2 separate regions of the Mus musculus genome follow, and region 2 is linked to region 1. A link is a loop called in an ENCODE intact Hi-C map of the cell type or tissue named here. Cell type or tissue: heart. All regions are shown on one strand. Links, peaks and the distances in the headings refer to the core of each region. The heading gives the core; the rest is flanking DNA.

The links. Hi-C counts contacts between places; a loop is a spot of excess contacts. Peaks named below come from ENCODE experiments on the same cell type or tissue, not always from the same donor. Only the 100,000 strongest peaks of a DNase experiment are listed, where the experiment ranks them.
Region 2: a loop joins it to region 1, with 1.9 times the contacts of the local background. A loop is called at or near these places in 2 of 42 quality-filtered maps.

The regions. Positions count from the first base shown.
Region 1 is chr3:100,993,666-101,003,595 of GRCm38, forward strand. It overlaps Cd101 (CD101 antigen), which reads right to left. Exons shown (of 9, transcript NM_001167906.2): 8 at 9,816-9,930; 9 at 1-229. Among named protein-coding and RNA genes, the nearest start is that of Ttf2, 29 kb to the left of the region's middle. In heart, for the core only: a CTCF peak has its summit at 5,540 (motif pointing left); DNase peaks (open chromatin) are centred at 4,696 and 5,556.
Region 2 is chr3:101,065,984-101,075,913 of GRCm38, forward strand. Ptgfrn (prostaglandin F2 receptor negative regulator) reads right to left here. Exons shown (of 9, transcript NM_011197.3): 4 at 6,827-7,207. Among named protein-coding and RNA genes, the nearest start is that of Gm52612, 38 kb to the right of the region's middle. In heart, for the core only: no CTCF peak of the experiment used is centred there; DNase peaks (open chromatin) are centred at 4,408 and 5,158; H3K27ac peaks cover 4,121 bases.

The DNA.
Region 1 (9,930 bases), core at 849-8,848:
CAGTAGTGTCCACTCTCCTCTCCAGCTTCCTTCTGAAGTGATGTCTTTCTCATGCCCACCCAGAGAGCCTTTTCTTTCTTTGCACTGAGACTCAGCTGTGACAACTTCCTGGCCTTCCGGTACAAGCAGAGGAAGGACGTGGCCAGAAGGAGCAGCATGACGAAGGGGCAGACGATGAGGAAGTGGAGCAAGGGCCCCGAGGAGCAGATCAGGGAGGAGACCGTGGGCTCTGCAACCAGAGAAACACAGAAGACAATCAATCAGTGTCCCAACGATCGGGGCCGAGCAGGCGAGTACGTCTCCCTACACATCATTATCGGCAAGTCCGTGTAGATGACAAGGTGGAATGGCACAGGCCTCTCGCCCTGCAAGTGCACTGGAAGAACAGGCCCAGGACATTCCCAACACACACCTCTTCCCCCTGCCCGGCCATTGCAGCTGTACAGCTGCCAATGACCTACTTACAACCACCAGCCAAAAAAGAAAAGCAAAACAAAAAAAAAAAGAAGAGAGAGAAAGAAAACCTTTCCTTTAATCTTCTTCCCTCAGAAAAGATATGTATAATTCAGTTCTCGTTCTCAACTGTGTGGCTGGCTCTGAATTTTTAACTGAGATATTCCCACTGCTGTTTCTGAAACTCACAGTGCACTAAGCTGTCCTCAGTAACAGCTGTGCCTATGAAGGAGGGCACTTTTGCCCCTGACCCATGACATATAGGTTATCCCGGGTCCTGACTCCTTGCCCCACTATGCTCAATTCTCACTTCCTGTATCTAAGCCACTGGGCACAGTCCCTGTCTGGTTGGATCTCACTTCTCCCAGACTTCTTGCATGGTCCCGTGCTCACCCCTCCTTGTCACACAGCCCTTTGTTTCGGCTCCTTTCTTCCCTGGACTGAGAATGGCTAAGTGTCCTGGGTTCCTGCCTTTGGTGATCTTAAACCAAACTGAATGCCGCCACAGAGTCAAAGCCACCATACAGAGAGGCACGCCAAAGCATGCGATCCTCCGATCCTCCGCAGCTGCAGGCCGATGGGAGGCACCATCAACAGACTGACATGTGGGGCATTGGGGCTCCTGGTCATTTCCCAGAGAGGCAAAGCAGAGAGGACTGCGGCCACCACAGGTCCTCGGAAATGGTACCCTGGGCTAATGGCTAAAGGCCTGGGTTACAGGCATTCAGCAGAAAGCCACATGTGTAAAGTGGTACCAACCACTCACTGCACTCTTCCAACTACATTTCTGAACTATTTGAAATCAGGGCTATTCTGAACAATCCGATGCTAACAGCAGCTGTGCTTTGCTTGGGAAACTAACGACAGGAGACCTCTCTTCTTCAAAGGTTAAGCTATACAATTTCCGAGACTATGGATTCCCAGTGATAAAACAGTTTTGATAGGTCGTTCTGACCAACCTCCAAGTGCAAAAGAAAAGACCCCTTGGGGCCTCTCTGAAGCACTTTACACGTCAAAGACTGCCTCTTCACTGGAAATCAAGAGAGAGCCCAGACATTTGCTCGTGATAGGTACTGTGAGCTCCTGGAGGCTTGGGCCTGTGTCTTACATGTCTCTGTACCTTGTAACGCACCTCCCCCGAAAGTCCTCCAGGATCCTGGAGAAGGAACCAGCTACCGAGTGTATTCCCCATGCAAGAGCCAAGGTGGCCGCCATCATGCAGTGTCGGTCCCTGGCATTAGGCTGTCAGTTCTGAATGGGTTTGGCACAGAGCTGCAGAGTTGGTGGCCTAGATATTTTTTTTCTGTTCTCAATTGTAGTTTTCATCTTGCATCTGATTTTCCTTCTTGAAAATGTAATCAATGGCAGAGAGAGAGAGAGAGATTTTGAATTTTTTTTTCCTATTGTTTGTTTTGATCTGAGGCTGAGTCTCACTATGTAGCCTGAACTAACCTCAAACACAAGATCTTCCTGCCTCAACTTCCCAAAGGCTGGGATTATGGGAGTGTGTCACCATGCCTGGTTTAATTTTTAATTTTTTTCTAACCTCTTTCTGCATTCTTCTTTCAAATGATCCAGGCGAATGATAATTAGTCCCCTGGGTCGCATGTGATATGACGCTGGCAAGCATGGTCAAATGAAGCAGGCTGCGATGTTGTGTTAGAATAGGCCAGGCCACTCAACCATGGCTACCCAAAGAAGCTTCTTTTTATAGCAGTGGTCACTGTCAGGAAATGACGGGCCCCCTACAGAAAGCCCATCTAGGAGAGTGTCAACAGTTTCCTCAGGTGTCCAGACTCCCAGAGAATGACAGACAGCCACAGTTTTTCACTTCCCCAAGCAAATTTACAAACCTCAGGGCTGGACCCCCTGGAATATCAAAAGGGCACCAGCGTTGACACATGCCTCCACCATATACTGGATAGACGTCAACTAGCCAGGCCCTTCTTCCTCACTTCCCCAGATCCTCAGAGCTGCACATCTCTTTCCTGGAATTCCCTTCTGCTCTCCACTCTGCAGCCGCTGAAACAGAGAGAGCCTGGCTGCACGCTCACCATGTGACCCCATCCCCTTCCTGAGACCTCTAAGAGGTGCCCTCCTAACTCTGCCCGTGGGCTTGAACACTCATTAGGGCTCCTGCCATGCTGCTGTCTGTCCTTGGCATTAATAACCCTTGTAATAAACTTCTTACCCAAACATGGCAATCTGCTTTAGTGTCTCTCTTGACCCCAGACCCAAAACCTTTCACAGGGAGGGGATGGAGCCATGGAGTCCCTAAGAAAACACTGGCCATGAGCGGTCCCTACACCGGAGTGAATGAGTAACCGCCTGTACTTCAGAGAGAACTTGGTTCAGCTCTTCTTCACTCCTCAACTCACTCTTATGAACATTGGAGAAGTTATTCATCTCCCCCAGCCTCTATTTCCTTATCAACTAAACAGGGATAATAACTTATGGAGCTGCGATGAGATAATATGAAATATAACATTTAATACAATACCTGGACCATTTGTTGAGTGAGTAAGCAATAGACATGAGCTAGAAATGTTCCTGGGACAAGTGAGAAACGCCCAGGCAACCTTCTCCCTAGGTTACTGATTCCCCACAGAGACCTCAGCTCTGTAGTTTGGATCTGGAATGTCCTGCAAAAGAGCCAGGTAGTAAAGATGTGGCCTTGGCTTGGCACTACTGGAAAGTTGATGGGACCTTTAAGAGGTGGAGCTCAACGGGAGGTCATAGGTCACTGGGAGCACAGCCTTAAAGGGGACAGTAGAGTTCTGGTATTCATTCATTCTTATTCTTCCTCCCTCCCTCCCTCCCCTTTTTCTCTTTGCTTCCAGGATGCCAAGAGGTGAGAAGGTTCTTGAAGTGCCACACCCTCCCCTCTTATCCATCTTGCTGCCAGACGGAAGCCATAGACCAACCAACCATGCCCTGAAAACTCCAAAACAATGAGACAAAAATATTCCTTTCTTCCTTAGAAGTTATCTCAGGTCTTCTGTCCCAGAGATGGGAAGCCAACAACCACAATGGACTTCTCATGTTCTTCCATGGCTAAATCTCACCCTCCACAGGGAAAGTCAAGTGCTTTGGAGACCCTGGCTACGGTGATTTGAGTAAGATAACCCCATCTATCTCAGGCGTTTGAACACTTGGTCCTCAGTTGTTGGTGCTGCCTGGGGAGGAGTAGGAAGTATGGCCGTGCTGGGGGAAATATGTCACTGTGGCAGGCTTTGAGAGTTTAAGGAGCCATACTGCCCTTCTAGTTCACTTTCTCTGCTTCGTGCTTGTAGTTCAGGATGTGAGCCCTCATTGTCTGTGCCAGCTGCCATACCCACTACCTGCTGCCTCTGCTCTGCCATCATGGCGTCTAACCCTCTGGAATTATAGGCCCAAACAAATTAATTCTTCTATAAGTTACCCTGGTCACGGTGTTTTATCATAGCAACAGCAAGGGAACTAATCTGCTGGCTTTCTTTCTAGTCGGGTGGGAGGGAATCAGGAGGTGAGTCTGTGGTGAGTCTCACAGATGCTGGGATGGCATATGATGATGGTGACAGGGACGGGCACACAGGATGCAGGAAGAAATGTGGCACTGGGTTATTCTGCCCCCAAGACGCTAGCCTTCAGCATGAAGGAACTGCCTTCCTGGGAGGAGACAACTCCATTTAGTGCAGTCTGCCACCAAAGGGCAGCACAGGGCCCTCTGCACAGTGCTGAGTTGGCCAAGTGTGAGCCACTGTCAGCTCTGGTGCTTCTAAATGACCTCTCAGGGGAGGGCACTGGTTGCTCCGGATCCTGCGGTGCCCATTTCCCACCATCTGCCTCTCACCCAGATTTGGAAGAGAGCTGGTGACACACGAAACCATTACAGTTTGGCATTTTGAATCAATCCGACTAAGTGCCCCAGACTCAAAGAACAAGGCCTGCAGAATGGAGCCAAAGACGTAATGAACTCACTTCGTCTTGAGCAATCGTTTAGAAGTTGCTTCCTTCTGCCCATGTCCAGGCACACCAGGAAGAGCTTTGCTTTTGGACATTTCTGAGGAAATGCTGACTTGAGAGAGAGAGAGAGAGAGAGAGAGAGAGAGAGAGAGAGAGAGAGAGAGGTGTTTTCAGCCTCTCTCTACCTCCATTCAGAACTTGGGCCATATGAGGTCACTTGAGAGATCTGGCTCCTGCCAAGAACTAAAAGTGGGGTTTGGATCTCTGCAGCAAGTGTAGGCGGCCCCTGACAGCTTCCTGTTTTAACCTAATTGAAGGAGTGCTTGTTCATTCTCTCAAGTGTTAGCTCAGTGCCTCGTGCCAGACCTTGTTGAGTATGCCGAGGAGAAGAAACAAATGGCCTCTCTAGAAACTCCAGTGTGGGAGGAATGCATGCCTCCTTTAAGAATCCATTCCTTAATAAATTCTTATCTAAATAAAAACAGAGATACAGTGGTCTGGCCTACCACTGCATCAAGACAATTTTTCAGAACACAACATTTAGGTAAGGCGTTTGTCTGGCATGCATGCACAAAAATCTGGGTCTGAACCCTCGTGTTGTCTATGTGTGCTGTGTATATATGTGTATATATGTATGCTGTGATAGGGCAGATGTGTAATCCTAGCACTGAGGAGGTAGAGGCAGAAAGATCACAAGTTCACGATTATCCTACATAGCATGTGTTCAAACAGCCTGGGAGCATGAAACCTTAACTCAGAAAAAAAACAAACAAAAAAAAAAAAAAAAAAAAAACCAGGCAACACATTTGTACTTAGGATCTGAGGTGAGACAAAAAGGCTCAGCCTTATAGCACTCACCTTAGAGAGTCACTGTAAAGAGACAGTTGGGGGTGGGGGGAGGGAGGAACTAGGTCCAGGATATGTCTGCTCTGCCTCCACTCAAGCCACGTGATCCATGGCTCTTTCGTGGAGTTCTAAAGCTAACCCCATCTGGTGTGGCCAAATAGGGGAGGTGGTGAAGTGAGGAGCCGTTATAAGCTGTCTTTGATTTGGAGTCTACCAACATGCAGAGCTGGCAGTCAGCAGGAGTCAACTGAGTCAACGCCAGCAAACATCTGTGCCTGTCTTGGGTGCCCCCTAGTGGTGATCTGTATGGTACAGGTAGCTGCAGGGTGATGACGGAGAACCACAAGGGCTCAGATGCAGACCAGGAAGGATATTAGGAGGAGATGCTGGGCCGCTGTCAGGACTGCATCTCCATCCAACCCTGCTGCCTCTTCCTCTGTGTACTGTAAACATGCCCCCGAGCCTACCGACTTGAACCTCAAGCAGGACAAATAATTAAACCTCATGTATCAATGTTCCCTGCCATTTCTTCTGGTTTTCTCTCCTGACCTTTACAGCTCTTGAGAAATTACCTTACACCTAGCCTGTCAGCTTCCTCACTCTTCAGCCTCCTCAGGCTGACTTTCATATAGCTTTTCTGCCTTTACCATGTTAGATCCAGTGAAGATGTTCCCATTCTCTCTGTCGCTGTCTCTCTGTCTGTCTCTGTCTCTGTCTCTGTCTCTGTCTCTGTCTCTCTCTCTCTCTCTCTCTCTCTCTCTCTCTCTCTCTCTTTCTCCCTCTCTCTTTCTCTCTCTCTCTCTCTCTCTCTCTCTCTCTCTCTGTGTGTGCCTCTGCCTTGTCCTCTTGAGTCAGGGTCTCTCCTGTAGCTCATGTTACTTTTTGCCTAGGCTGGCAACCAGCAAACCCCAGAGAGCTTTCCTACTTTGTCACCAATAGAATCACACGTGCATATGAGGTCATGCCTGGCTTGTTGCAGGGGTCCTAGGACCTGAACTCTAGTTACCATGGTTACACAGCTGTTTTTTTTTTTAAGCCCTGAGGCATCTCCCATTCTTATCTTAAGCAGCCTATTGTACTTTTCCCTCTCTTGAGTTTCTCTCACCTCCTGATACCCACTGATACCTGATACCCACTGATGCCTGGCACTTTACCTCGGGGGTCCTCCCCTGAGCATCATTACTGGCCATACATTGATATCTCCTAGTGTACAAGTTAGGTGTGGGTCACCCTTGGAATTCCCACTATTTCCCAGATAAACGCTTCTTAGAAACTCTTTTTGAGTTGCGGTCCAGCTCAACTTGCACATATCAGAAAAATCTCCCGCTCTAAGCCTGGGTTTGGTTTTGCTTGGTAAACGGTCTCGTGATCCACCCAAGCCCCAATACTGATTTGCCTCTTCTGCTCACTCACTGACCACAGATGTCTAGCTAGCTAGCAACCTCCAAACACTTGACTGTTCACTCGTCCCTCCTTCTCACTAGCACCGCCCGAGCTCAGGCCTCCATCTCCCCTCATCTTGGCTACAGTTTCATGTAGCTCACCCTGCTCTGTCAGCCTCCCTTCACCTCAGCTTCACTGCTCCACTCAATGGGAACCTTCTAAATGTGACTCTGAGGGTGTCGCCGCTGCACCTGAACCTATGCAGTAGCACCCATAACTGCCATGATAAAGCACCTCTCCCTCACTTTAGACACCAAGCACATCTTAGCTCTGTGCTATTCCCACACCCGTTCTCCCATCGCTTAGTCTTGTGCATTGAGATCCAGGCATTCTCTACCACTGAGGGTCCCTTGCTCTGGCATGGAGTTTTAGATCTTTTTGCCATCTTGTATACCATTCCTTAGAATAGTTTTCCTTCTTCCCATTCATCCATATTATAGGGGACCTTCCCAGATAGCATCCATCCTTGACCCTTCACTCCAGTTCAGTTGCTCTCTCTGCATCCCGGGACTATTTCTCTGATGATGCTCAGCACAGCAGGTTCGACTCTTCCCACTCTGTGGGAACGACCTCTGCCATAGGTACTTTTGTGTGCTCAGATCTCATACGATTACTTATTGAGCAAACTAAAACAGTCTGCCACATAGATGGGTATAAGCATATTACGTAGGTATGTGTGATGGTTAGAGTCCTTAGCTTGACTGAATCTGGTATCACCTAGGAAACAGGCAATTCTGTGGAGGGTTATCTTGATCATGTTAACTGAGGTGTGAAGGCTTGCCCACTGTGGGTGGCATCATTCCTTAGACTCAGATTCTAAAGAAGGAGAAAGTGAGCCCAGCATAAGCACCCATTGCTGGTTCCTCCAAAATGCAGACACAATGGAACTCACCCTCCTCAAGTTCCTGCCACCCCGACTTTCTTTCCATCCGGAACTGTATCTTTTTTCTTTTGGTTTTTCCAGACAGTGTTTTACTGTGTAGCCCTGGCTGTACTGGAACATTTATCGAAAACTTAAAATATGCCAGTGTCTGTACTAGGTTTTTAAAAAATGTATTTGTATTATGATCCTCTTTTTATGAGAAAGCCAAACCCCATATGTGGAAACACAGTCTGATGACATAGCTAATACATGGTAGGACTGTAAGCTGAGTTTAGGCTTATGGTCTCCAATCCTTAAGGACTTTTTGTTGCTCCAGCCTGTTTCCCTAACCACCAGCCAGGAGCAGTGAGGTGGTCCAGGCCAGTGTCTCAGTCACAGGGCTGCCTTGGGAACACATGGTGTTAGTTGCAGTGAAATCCCTGCTGGTCGTGGCCCAGGCTTGTGAGCATTTTCAGAGGAGACACAAGTGACGTCATTGTTTTACTGTCTCCCTCCAGAGTTCCTCCTTTGCACCTGCTCCACACGTTCTCACATATATAGACCGTGCAGCATCTCACCTGTCTCATAGGGGACATGCTTGCTAGTCACGGAGTCTGTCCTTCCTATGGTTGTTACCTATTCTACTATAAAAACTGCTGACTCCATAGGGCCCATGAATTCCAGAGGAAAACATTTGTAGGGTGTACCCAGATGTGTGGAACAGCATCTATAACTGTTGTAATGGAAAGCTGATAAGAAAAATTCTACCTGGACACATAAAAAAATTACTGAAGGATGAAGGATGATGGAGCCCTGAAGATTAGACAGGGAAGAGGATGGTAGAGCCCTAGGGAACACTTCAGGTGGACCCTAACTGGATGTAGTGAGGCTCTCTGCCTGTGAGAAATTGACATATGGACCCTTCTCCTTCCAGGAACTGTTACTAAAGCCAGCTGGTCTCCTAGGAATGTCAATTTTATGATAAATCCATTTATCTTTCCTGTGGTAGAGTACTAAGACTTTGCCTTAATTTCTCTAGTCTTCCTTTTCCAACAGAAGGTCAGCCTGTAATTTGCCTTTCACCTACTTGAGTCTCACTGGAATAAGAAAGAAGTAGCTAAGATAATTATCTGGCAGATCCTATAGCCAGCCCCAATTTATTGGTCTTGCTAGAAGATGTGTCTTATTAGCACATGCCTCATAGATGCTTATCACATGTCTCATTCGACACTAGGCTGAGGCAGTGGCTGAGGATGACTTCCCTACACAAAGAACTGTCACTCTTTGGTCAAAGGCCTTTGAGTGGTGGTTCTCTTTGTTGGAGTCCAGGAGGCAACTAACTCTCTATGACATTGTCCTCTCTTTGAAGTCTTCCAGGACACAATGATACAATGGAAAGAGGATACTAAATGACCATTGCTACCATTTGGGTCTTAAATGACCATCTGATGCCCTAGAAGTCCATGTGTTAAGGGCCTGCTCTTCAGTTTGGTTCTATTAGGAGGTGGTGGTGCCTAGTGGGAGATGGTTCTAGTAGGAGATCTTTGTGTTATTAAAGGCGCATCATTGAAGGGGACAGTGAGACACCAGCCCTTCCTCTTCCTTTCTCTCTGACTTCCTAGTCACGGGGTGAGTGGTTTTGCTCAGCTACATACTCCTGCCATGGTATGCTGCTGCAGACTCAGTCACAGGGCCAAATGATCATGGACCAGAGTCTCTAAAGCTTTGAACCACAGCAATTGTTCTGCCTCTGCACGTTGGGTAGAGATCCCAGCAATGGTTCTTTGAGGAAGAGTGTTTGGGTTCTTTTCTTCCCTTGACCAAGGAAGTATTTGGGTGTAACTGACTCTGGTTCAGTTGAGTCAAAGTGCAGAACTATCACCACAACAACCATCTTATTCTGCCTCATTTTCTTTTCCACTAAAAAACAGCATCCGAGGATTAGAGCATCAGCCAAGAGGTAAGGATGCTGGCTGCACATGCTGTTTGGGTATCAGAGGCATACATGATGCGGATGGCTCTTTGCTTGGGCAGGGAAGGTCAGACAGGTCAGATGTACCTATTAGTCAGGTATCTGTGCCCAAACCTCACGCAGACCTTGCTGGTTAAAATGAGTTAGTATGGAGAAGGCAGTCAAGTTATCTTTGAGGAATTTGAAATCTTATCATTAGCCAAAAGAAAGGAGGAAAGAAGGCTAGCAGGAGTTGCAGAGGGGAAGAGATATGCCACGGCCCCTGAGCCAGTGGCTGAGTGACCCCCAAGTTACCTGAGCGCAGCACCCTGAGCACCATTCGTTGCGACTCGCCTGAGGCTTGGTTGATCCACTTGCCTGGGTGGCCATGTTGCTGCCACTCAGTCACCCTGCACCAATATATCCCAGC
Region 2 (9,930 bases), core at 1,282-9,281, 73 kb after region 1:
GAGGGCACAACACACAGTAGGGATGCAGAACATTCACATCTGAGTCTAAGATGCTCCCTTTGGCACTATAAGAAAATGATTCTGTGGACTTCTTGTGACTGCTCTCCTGCTCCTGTTACAGCTAGCCTTAGCTTCACCTCCACCACAAACAGCCCCAGACCAAATGCACAGAGAGTGGATTCTTGGCTTGTGAAAGGACAGAGTGCGGGTTCCTTCGAGTAGTCAGCCACACCTCTGCGAGTCAATTTCAGATGAACACTCCCAGAGAAGACAGGCTGCCGCTTATGACATCAGAGGGAAGGGAGTGAGGACTCGGAGCTCTGTTGTTTGTTTTGTGCATGGGCAGAAGATGACTTTTTATGTTGCTTTATAATTGTAAGCGTGGTTTGTAGAGGGTGTGTCTTTCTCTAGGCTTCTGACACACACCCTTTTCTTTGTTGCTTTACCTTGGCAACACAGAATGCCTCCTCTGAACTCCCTGGGCACACTGTCAAATATCCTCACTTCTCAGTCACAAAGTGTTCAGCAGAGATCTTACCACCTGCCAGGCCCCTCAATCTCTGGAGATTTTACTAGAACACTGCCTTAAACTTCTGTTATTTGTATGTACAGCTCATGGAATCTTCTAGGACTTTTTTCAAGGCTACTCAGAGCATCTCTCTGCACATGCTATGCATAAAGCACCTTCTATATCAAAGATATTAGCATACTGGCTGAATTGGACTAAATTTAATATTTTGCATAAAAATGCTCATTTCGGGCGTAGTATTTCAGCACTGATTACTGCTACATTCTGCCTGGTCTCATCAAGAAATCAGCTAAGGACGCAAGGAGGGTTATGTCTGAAAATGCTCATCAGTTAAGATGCATCCTCAAGTACTCAGTGGTAAGTGGTATCTGGAGGCTGCTGAGGTACGACCTGCCTGCAGTTCCAGCATGTGAGAGGCAGAGGCCAGAGGGTGCTGAGTTCAAGGCCAGCTGGGCTACAAAGGGAAAGAGCTCCTGTCTCGCAGAAGAAAAGACATGGCCTCTCGAGTATGCTTTATGCTCTTGCAGATTAAAAAGTGTATGTGAGCGCGCACATGCGTGCATGTGAGCGAGCGAGTGTGTGTGTGTGTGAGAGAGAGAGAGAGTTGAAATCAGATAAGTAAGATACTTGCAGTTAAAGCTGGTGATTATTTCTTCTGCAAATGTTTGTAAATTTGTTTTGAGAAGCTGAAAATAAACACCCACCCATGCTATCTATCAGCTCTCTCGGAACACGGAGCCGTGTCAAGCTGAGCGCCAAGAGCATGTGAGAATTCGGGCCTGCTTTCTAATCTGGGTACCAGGTCCACACCTGCTCTGACACTCTCTCTCCAAAGCTATAGACTCGCAGGTGACCCTCCTCCGAAGAGAGACTCCACTACAAACAGGGATCACTAAATGCCTTTCTCCAAGTTTTCCAAACAGTGAAAACCTTGAGAATGACTGGCTACGTTACAGACCACAGTATTTCCTGCCTACTGTTTCCAGGGTGCCTGCTTTTCCTAGTGTGTCGGCGAGGTATGCAGACACCCTTCACTTACTCTGACAAGTCTATAAAGAAGGTATATAGCTTATCCCATTCTGCAGTAACAAGAGTGACAATCAGCATTTTCGGAGGGCTTTCTAGATGCCAGGCAGCAGGCCATAATACTTTCTTGGAATTTGGCTTAACTCTCCCATGTTATAGGATTAGTATTATCTTTGTGTATGTTTCAAATGACAAACAAAAATGAAGCTCAGGAAGCTAAGTTAGAGAATTTCTGCATAGAGTGTGAGCAGAATTGCATGGGAGAGCTTTCTATCTAGGTCATCTGGCTCCCAACCCAGACTACCTGGACAGGCTCATCCCACCCCTGGGGTACCAAGCTTTCTTGGCCTGCTCCCTCCCAGAAGTTCAGAGTGATGCTATCAGAGAAGCTCTGACCCTGCTCCCCAGGCACACATGCTGCATTCCAGGAGGGCATGTTTTAACCCCCTCTCTCCAACTGTAACCTTGTATAGATAATGTGGGAAGGGCAGGGTTAGAAAGACCAGGAGGAGCACTCCACTTTCCAGGCACTTGCCACGGTCAGATACTCCAAGAGTTAGCACACTCATCTGTATAATAAAGACTCTCATATTTAAACAGAGATGGCTACAAATTAAGTCCTGTGATGGGGGTGGGGTGGGAGGGATAGCTCTGCAGAGTCCAAGAGGAACAATTATCATGACAGAAGTCAGCATTAGCCATCTCAGAGCAATACGCAGTTCAGATGGCCTGCCTCAGCTCCCTTCATCCTCATTCACTCCTCTCAGAGAGGGCCAGGAATATCCAGAGCACAGGAGGAAGGGCTGGCTCTAACCCTTGCACCTCTTGGGAATTCGACGTCCATTTTCCTACACACATTTTCCTGATTCCTCCATGCTAGTTTGGTTCCTGAATGCATGAGTACTCCTACGTCCTAGCTGGCTAACAAGTTGGTGAGGGAGACCCTTAAGCACTAATAAGTCACCACCAACACCAAGGAAAGTACCAGGGATGTAACTGGGAGGCGCCGGGCCAGGTTGATGCACTCCCATTAAACCAAGAATGCCGAAACCGACAAAGCAGACTCCACTACTCCACCGGTTTTCTGGAATAATCCTGGACAGATACAGGCAATAGCCATGCTAAAAACCACCATATATCTAACCAGGATGTCTGTCCTACAGACGGCCCAGAACACCGGAGTGTCTACCAAGTGCTTAGCAGGTTAACAGCTCCTTTTAAAGAAGAAAGTAATTACCTTCCTTGCTGGCACACTGCTGAAGAGATGCCAGTTCTCCAGTGGTGAAGAATGCAAATCCACTCTCAGGACTGACCAGCAGAGCTCAGCCCTGCCCCCTCCTGCTCTTGTGCCTCCTCCTGCATCCTGAGCCTTAGGAGCCCTCTCTAATTAACAGAAGTCTGGTACTTCGGGCAGAGAGCTCAACCATAAACTGATTAGTAACCAACTCCTGCCAAGGGCTCGTTTAAGACATTTGATAGCACAGAGAGATGGCTTAAAATGTGCAGATTAACTGGCCATTCCGCTTGGCTCTCTGTTTCAGCCATACACTAAATTGGATCAACACAAAGCAACATTTGTTTCCTGAAGCAATTCAAGTTCTTTCGAGAGAGAAACTCCTTTCCACACTTACAATTCACACCCTCATCTCTTAGAGAGCATGGGTATAAGAAACATACATTTGAACAATCACTGAAGGCCTTTGGTAAAAGAACAGTTGTGGGCACTAGCCATTAAATTATCCACTGCCCCCACCTCCACCCCAAAATGAAAAAAACATGGGATAAATTCAGTGCCAAGAAAAAGTTTGCCTCTCCAAAAGTTTATGTTTTCTTTCTCAGACAACTGGATAAGAACATCTCTTTTTGTCTCGCCTTCAAAACTCTACAAATTTGGTGCTCAAATGCAGCAACAAATTCATGCCAACCACTCAACTAACTCATCCCAAGCAATAACTGCTCTTGGATTCTCTTTGCCTCTTTTGATCTTGATTATTTCTTTATGTCTGTTGCTTTGTTCTTCATTTTGCAAACCAACTAGAGCTTTTCCTTCTTCAAAGAGGAATACAAATCTTAGCAAAAGGCCTTTCTCTCACCTTCTTACAAAAATTCACCAGATCCTCCCACCCTGCTGCAAAGGGTTGTTCATTTCTCAGACCATCGATAGTAGGCCCATGTAAGACAATGGGCTAAGACAGTTCCCACCCCGTCATCAACTGGGACAACAGGAACAGCCCATCTTTAGGACTTGGGACTGGTTGTCTCAGGAGGTAGAGCTGACTTCCAAGGCCAAAGACATTCCCCATACACGAAGACAATGCCTAGGACAGATTCAACTAAAGCCACAATTCTAAGCCATCCCAGACAAGAAACCAGAATTAGCCAATGGGGGAAGAGTCTCCTTCCCAAAGATGATCATAAGCACTTCCCACCTGACCATTTAATACATATAAAGTTCTCCGTCAGGGCCTGGAAAAGGTGTTCAATAAATGGTAATTAGAATTCTCAATGTGTCAAGTGCAAAACCAAGTGCTGCATCACATGGGCACGAGGATCCCACTCTCTAAGAGACAACAGTCCACATCACCTACCTAGGATGACCTCTATACTTAGCAGGTCAGCTGTGTTCCTGGCTTTGTGTGTGTGTGTGTCTGTGAGTGTGTGTGTGTCACATCTTCATTATCTTATACAGGCCCGAGTTGTATTTGATGGCATGCACAAATTACATTTCTAGAGAAAACATGTAGGGTCAGTCAGCTGCCTCAGTTTCTGGGCAGAGAATGCAGTCTGCAGACTGTGACTAAAGGCCTGTGGCTGTACTCAGGCCCGACTCGTCTCCTGACAAGCGTCCAAGCAGCTGCAAACCATGAGTCACAGAGACCGGGGTGAAGGCTTAAGAGGAAGACAGAGAAGAACACAGTTGTTTTTATAATGTTTACACTCCTGGTGAGCTCACAATTATGCAAGGGCCTCTGCATACTCTAAGCCACGGTCATGCCTGCATACAGTTCTGGGTTTGGATGCATGGGTTTTACGCTATCTATATGTTGGGGCAGGCCTAGTCTGTGTAAAGCACACAGAAGCTCTGGGGCTCCATGCATGCACTGGAGATGTGCACTCATGTCTTTCACAATGGCACCGGCACTCTGCAGGAAAACGAGTGGCAGGACCCTTAGGATAATCAGGGAGTCTTTCCCACAGTTTAGCCTCTTTATTTCCCCTCAGTCTCTGGAGAACACGTCACCAACAAATCCCTTCAGTTACAAAGCCCGTTCCCTCCCAGAGCTTGCCCCTGATGTCTGACAGTGCCTGTACTTCCCCCAGGGTATGTGGGATCAATACACCAGGACTTCAAAGAAACCCTCAGAATTGGAGTGCAGGCAGAATTTTCACAAAAAAAAAAAAAAATCCCAGAGCTAGGACTCAGAAGTTGGAGGGGGCGGGGAGGGGAGGAAGCCAGAGTGGGGATTTGACAGCACCACACAATGCACCAGGATCAGAGCTGTGAGACAGATTCAACTCCAGAGATGAAAACTCTTCTCTTGGTGCTGACAACATCTGTTTTATTTTGAAGGTTGCTAAGGAGAGTCCTGGCTGGGCCAACATTGTTCCAGCCCAGGACTTCACAGAGCGCCTCGGAGCGCAGGCTCCTGACTGCAGGAATGAAAGCAGATAAGCCTGCTCCTTTCGCTCTTTAGATATCAAAGCCCCACTTTGCTCACAGGGCTACCACCCCCCCCCCAGTCTCAGTCCCAACTAGCCTTTCCCTACCGCTTACTCTCTAAGGATGCTTTCCCTTGCACCGTACTACCATTCACAAGTTCCCATCCATTTCTTAGGGACAGACAGACAGGGAGTGCACCCTTGAGCCAGCATAGGACCTCTATATAAGACAGAGAAGAATTCCATAGGAGCTGGAGACATGCACATGTAGGAGGAGGGTTAGCATCAGACAGAGGATGAAGTCTTTTACTGCCCTTTAAAGATCAGTGTTGCCTCCTTAATCAAAGACAAATCAAGTGTCTTTGTCAGGGCTCAAAGCCCTGTGAGGGCAGTGAAGAGCTGACCATAGGCTGACCACTGTGGAAATGAAGCAGGTGGGGAGCCAGCCACACCCCACCAGCCCCTCCCACCTAAGCTGAATTGAATGATCAAGGCCATTACCACCCTTGAACAAAAGGAGCTACTACACATTCCTCCCCATGGTCAGATGCATAAGAAAAAAGACCAGGGGCACTACAGGAAAGAGATCAGGTCAAAGCCAGCAATCTCATGTAAGACATGGTAGGATCACATAGATGACAAAGCAGGGATACCAAAGAGCAAGCAGGATAAAGTGGGCACAGCAGGGAGAACACAAATGACAAAGTGAACACAGCAGGAAGGACACAGATGACAAAGTGAGGACACCAGGGAGCACATATGACAAAATGAAGACTTCCCAGGGAGCACACATGAAAACGTGAGACATACACAAGGGAGCACATACATAATGAAGGAGGGCTTACCTGGCAGCACACAGCACACACATTACAAAATGAGCACTCTCCAGGAAGCACACATGATAACGAGATGACAATCTATCAGAGGACATAGGACAAGTAGAACACAGCCACAATCACATATGTGATAAGGAAGGGCGCTCCAGGGATCACATACATGACAAGCAGGATGACACAGTGAGGATACCAGTCACGTTCCCATGTTACAAGCTGCTATAAAGCATGGGGTGAGGTGACACCTCCACTCCTCCACCTGGGGCAGCTCCAGGACTGGGAGCCTGAGGAGAGACAGGGAGGAAGATGGCCCCTACTGTAAATGATATTTGCAGTTAAAACTACCAGGGGCTTCCAGTGCATCAAGGGTAGAAAACATTCGCCATTAGCTGGAGGAGTGGCTGCTCTTTCTCATTGAGCTTTAGGGAGCCCTAGCCCAGGGCAGAAATACCCAGGAGTCTAAGTAAAGAGAAGAGAATGGCTGTCTCTGTAACAAAGCCACTGCAGAGCCATTCACCTCAGTTCTCCCAGGCAGACACTCTCAACAACAAAGAAGCCACTTCCTCCAGCAGGGGCATGGAGACAAACACCACCCATGCTTGCCCTTGCTGGCCACACTGCTGCAACCCATCCGGCTTCCTTATAGCTGGGAGCTCAAGGACACTTGTCTGAGCCACACATCTACATGGGGCAGAATGCCCAGCACACCACACACTTCCTGAGTGCAGGAAGGATTAAGCAGAGAAGCTAAATGGCATTCCTCAAGCTACTTACTCACCTAGCCAGGTCACGCTTACACCAGACGGGGCAGACATGGCCTCTGCCACCTTGTGCCAGCTCCTGTTGTGTCCAGGAGCCCAGAGGGCCACAAGGCAAAGATAGTAGCCCGAGTTTTCTTTGCTAACATCTCGCACCAGTAGATGGTAAGAGCGGGTATCCACGTGACTGAGAGCAACGTGTGGTGAGCTGTGGACCAGGGAATCACGGTCAAGCCGCGCCAGCATGTGGGAGGCAAGTAAAGAGGTATCGGGTGTCTTTTTGAAGTACCATGTCACCTCAGGCCGGACATCATCCACACGGTCTGTTGTGATGTTGCAAGAAAGATCCAGGTCCTTTCCTTCAGTCACAGACACTGTCCTGGGCACGGCCAGTTGCAGAGCTGGAAGAGGAAAAACAAGCCCATCGAGTGATCGAGTGACGCGTGTCCCCTCTCCTCCCTTCTCCTTACCTCCCTCATGGTCGCCCCTTTAGGTTGATTTATGGTGTTAAAATTAGAAGGCTTTGTACAGTTGAAAGTGCTAGAGGAATAGTTAATGAATAAATTCATGACACACACTAAATTGGTGTTGGAAAAGAGCAACAAAGAACACCAGTAAAAATCGCCTATGGCTTTTGTGTACTTATTGTAAGTAGATTCTGAGAATAACAACAGGGGTGGGTACTATTATGGTCATTTACCGAAGCGGAGGCGGAAGCACACAGTAGCTCCAGGTAGAGCCTCCCTAGCATCGCTGGCTCCAGCATCCTGGGGGCGGGGTGAAAACTTCTATGCTGATGAGCCAGGAAAGTGAAACCAGACAATTTTCCTAGTGATTCAGCCCTTCACAACGTGATGTATGTAGACTACAGTTCCTTCACAGTACGACGTATGTAGACTATCATTTTCTTAGACACACCTGGCTAAACCTCAAGCAGGAGACACACACTGAACCCCAAACCCAATGAGTTCTGGATTCTCCATGCTACTGTTCTCTCATGACTGGGGACAATTAAAGTAAGCTATATTTAGGTAAATACTTGAAGTATTGAGTGTCCCTGACTCAAGAGAGGTCTTGTTCAGCATTCCATTGCCAAAGCTTTTAAATGGAAACATTTTACTCTATTCAGGGCTTTTTTTTTTTTTTAAAGATGTGAAACATCTGTAATCAGAGTGGAAAATTTCAAGTTACAATGATGCTCTGGGAACTGTCACTAAATGACAGACAGCTAGCTAACTTCTCCCTGTGGAGTCAAATGAGACACAGTCCCCGTCTTCCAGCAAAACCCATTCAGCAGCCACAGCTCTTCCCAGGAAGCTCAGGGATAAAGACTGGTGCCCAGTTCAGAAAACACCCATCCTAAGAGCCTATGGCCTCTGGAAGATATTGCTTCCATATGAATATTTACAAATCTTGACATATATTTCAAACAATTATTTTAAGCCAAGTCCAACATCCATCCCAACACATGACAGAAAATGAGGTGGGCATAGTATTAGGAAAAAGGGGTTGAAAGTTGTTTATCCTTCTGTCTCTTTACAGATCAAATGCATTCCTAGGGCCCAGAAACACTGGCAGCTATGTCTTTGCAGCTGTGTAGTCTACTTTGCCATTTTCTCAGTGAACATGGCTAAATATCTGTCCTATCACTAACCATGGGTTTTATATATATGGAGAATAACAATATATTCTAGATTCGTGGGTCTGACACTGGAAGATGATATAGAGCAAGCTGCAGGGAGGAGCTCTAAGGATTCGGAATGCAAGAGGAGATCTGGGCAAAGCCTGTGGCAATCCCGGCTTTCTCCAGGAGAATATAGCTAAATCTATTTAAGTATGATTAGTATCACCACAGGAGGACTTACCACAGAGGTGACACAGCTTTTCTATTAAGTGGCTCTGTGTCACTTACAATGCCACAGTGGTCAGTGAGCACGACCAGTCACCTGTGACCAGTACAGAGATTGATTAAAAGCAAAAGACCACCTCCACAGTTGGGTATGGTGGGACACGTCCTAGCATTTGGAAGGCAGAGGCAGGCAGATCTCTGTGAGTTCAAGACAAGCCTGTGAGTTTTAGGCCAGTAAAACTGTCTAAAACCATAAATAAAGATAGAGAGAGGGTTACAAGGCCAGAGGGAGAGGAATGAGGAGGGAGAGAGGGCACACACAGTGAACTCATAACCCTTGAGCAATGACTCTTAACTTACGATCCACAGAGAATTTAGGGAGCCTGTGCACGTGAATGGGACATTTGTTCCTAATTTTATTTTCATTAGCCTGCACTGAGCTGAGACATCGCATTTCCTGCCTTGGTGAAAATAAGCAACAAGGTGGTATAGTATGGCCTATACCCAGGGCTTGGTCACCGACAGAAATAAGAGGTCTTCTTCATACATGACTTTACAGTAGTTGTAGACATCTGAAACATCATCTGCATTCACTGCTCCCTAGAAATTCAGATGGTTGTCAGGCCTGCAATATGGCTTATTATTCACGTGTTAATAATGAAGCAAAGTACCAGTATAAAACAAATTTGTCTTAGAGACATTTTCCTAACTACTTCAGTTATAATTCTTCCTCTGTCACCTTGTGTATGATGTTTCATGAATTTAGAAGGTTACAGGCTTCAAAAGACAGCCAAAGAGGCCCATCACACACAAAAAGACCACAAGGCCAAGTGTGTTGGTACAAGCCTGTAGTCCCAGCTATTCTGGAAGCTAAGGCTGGAGGAATAGAAGTTCAAGGCCAACTGGAGCAACTCAGCAAGGTCCTATCCCCAAATAAAAAGGGCAACATACCTAACCAGTAGGTGCTTGTCAAGCAAATGGGAGGCGCTGGGCTCAACACCAGAAGGGATGGAAAGGCTGCTACTCAGGTTGGAGCTAGCTGCTACAATCGCCTGACTGAGAGAGTATCAGTCATGTAACCAGATGCTGTAGGGCTTGAGGGACCGTGTTTACAACTGAAATTCCTTCATCCAACGGTGAACCTGCGGCAAAGCTAAGCTCTTGACCCTGCCTGCCACATTAGAATAGTTGTTTGATGTACACTGAATAGCTACAGGTTTCCCGTGGAAGGAGACCTTAGTCCATGGGGAAAGTCATTTCGGCAGCCAATGGAGC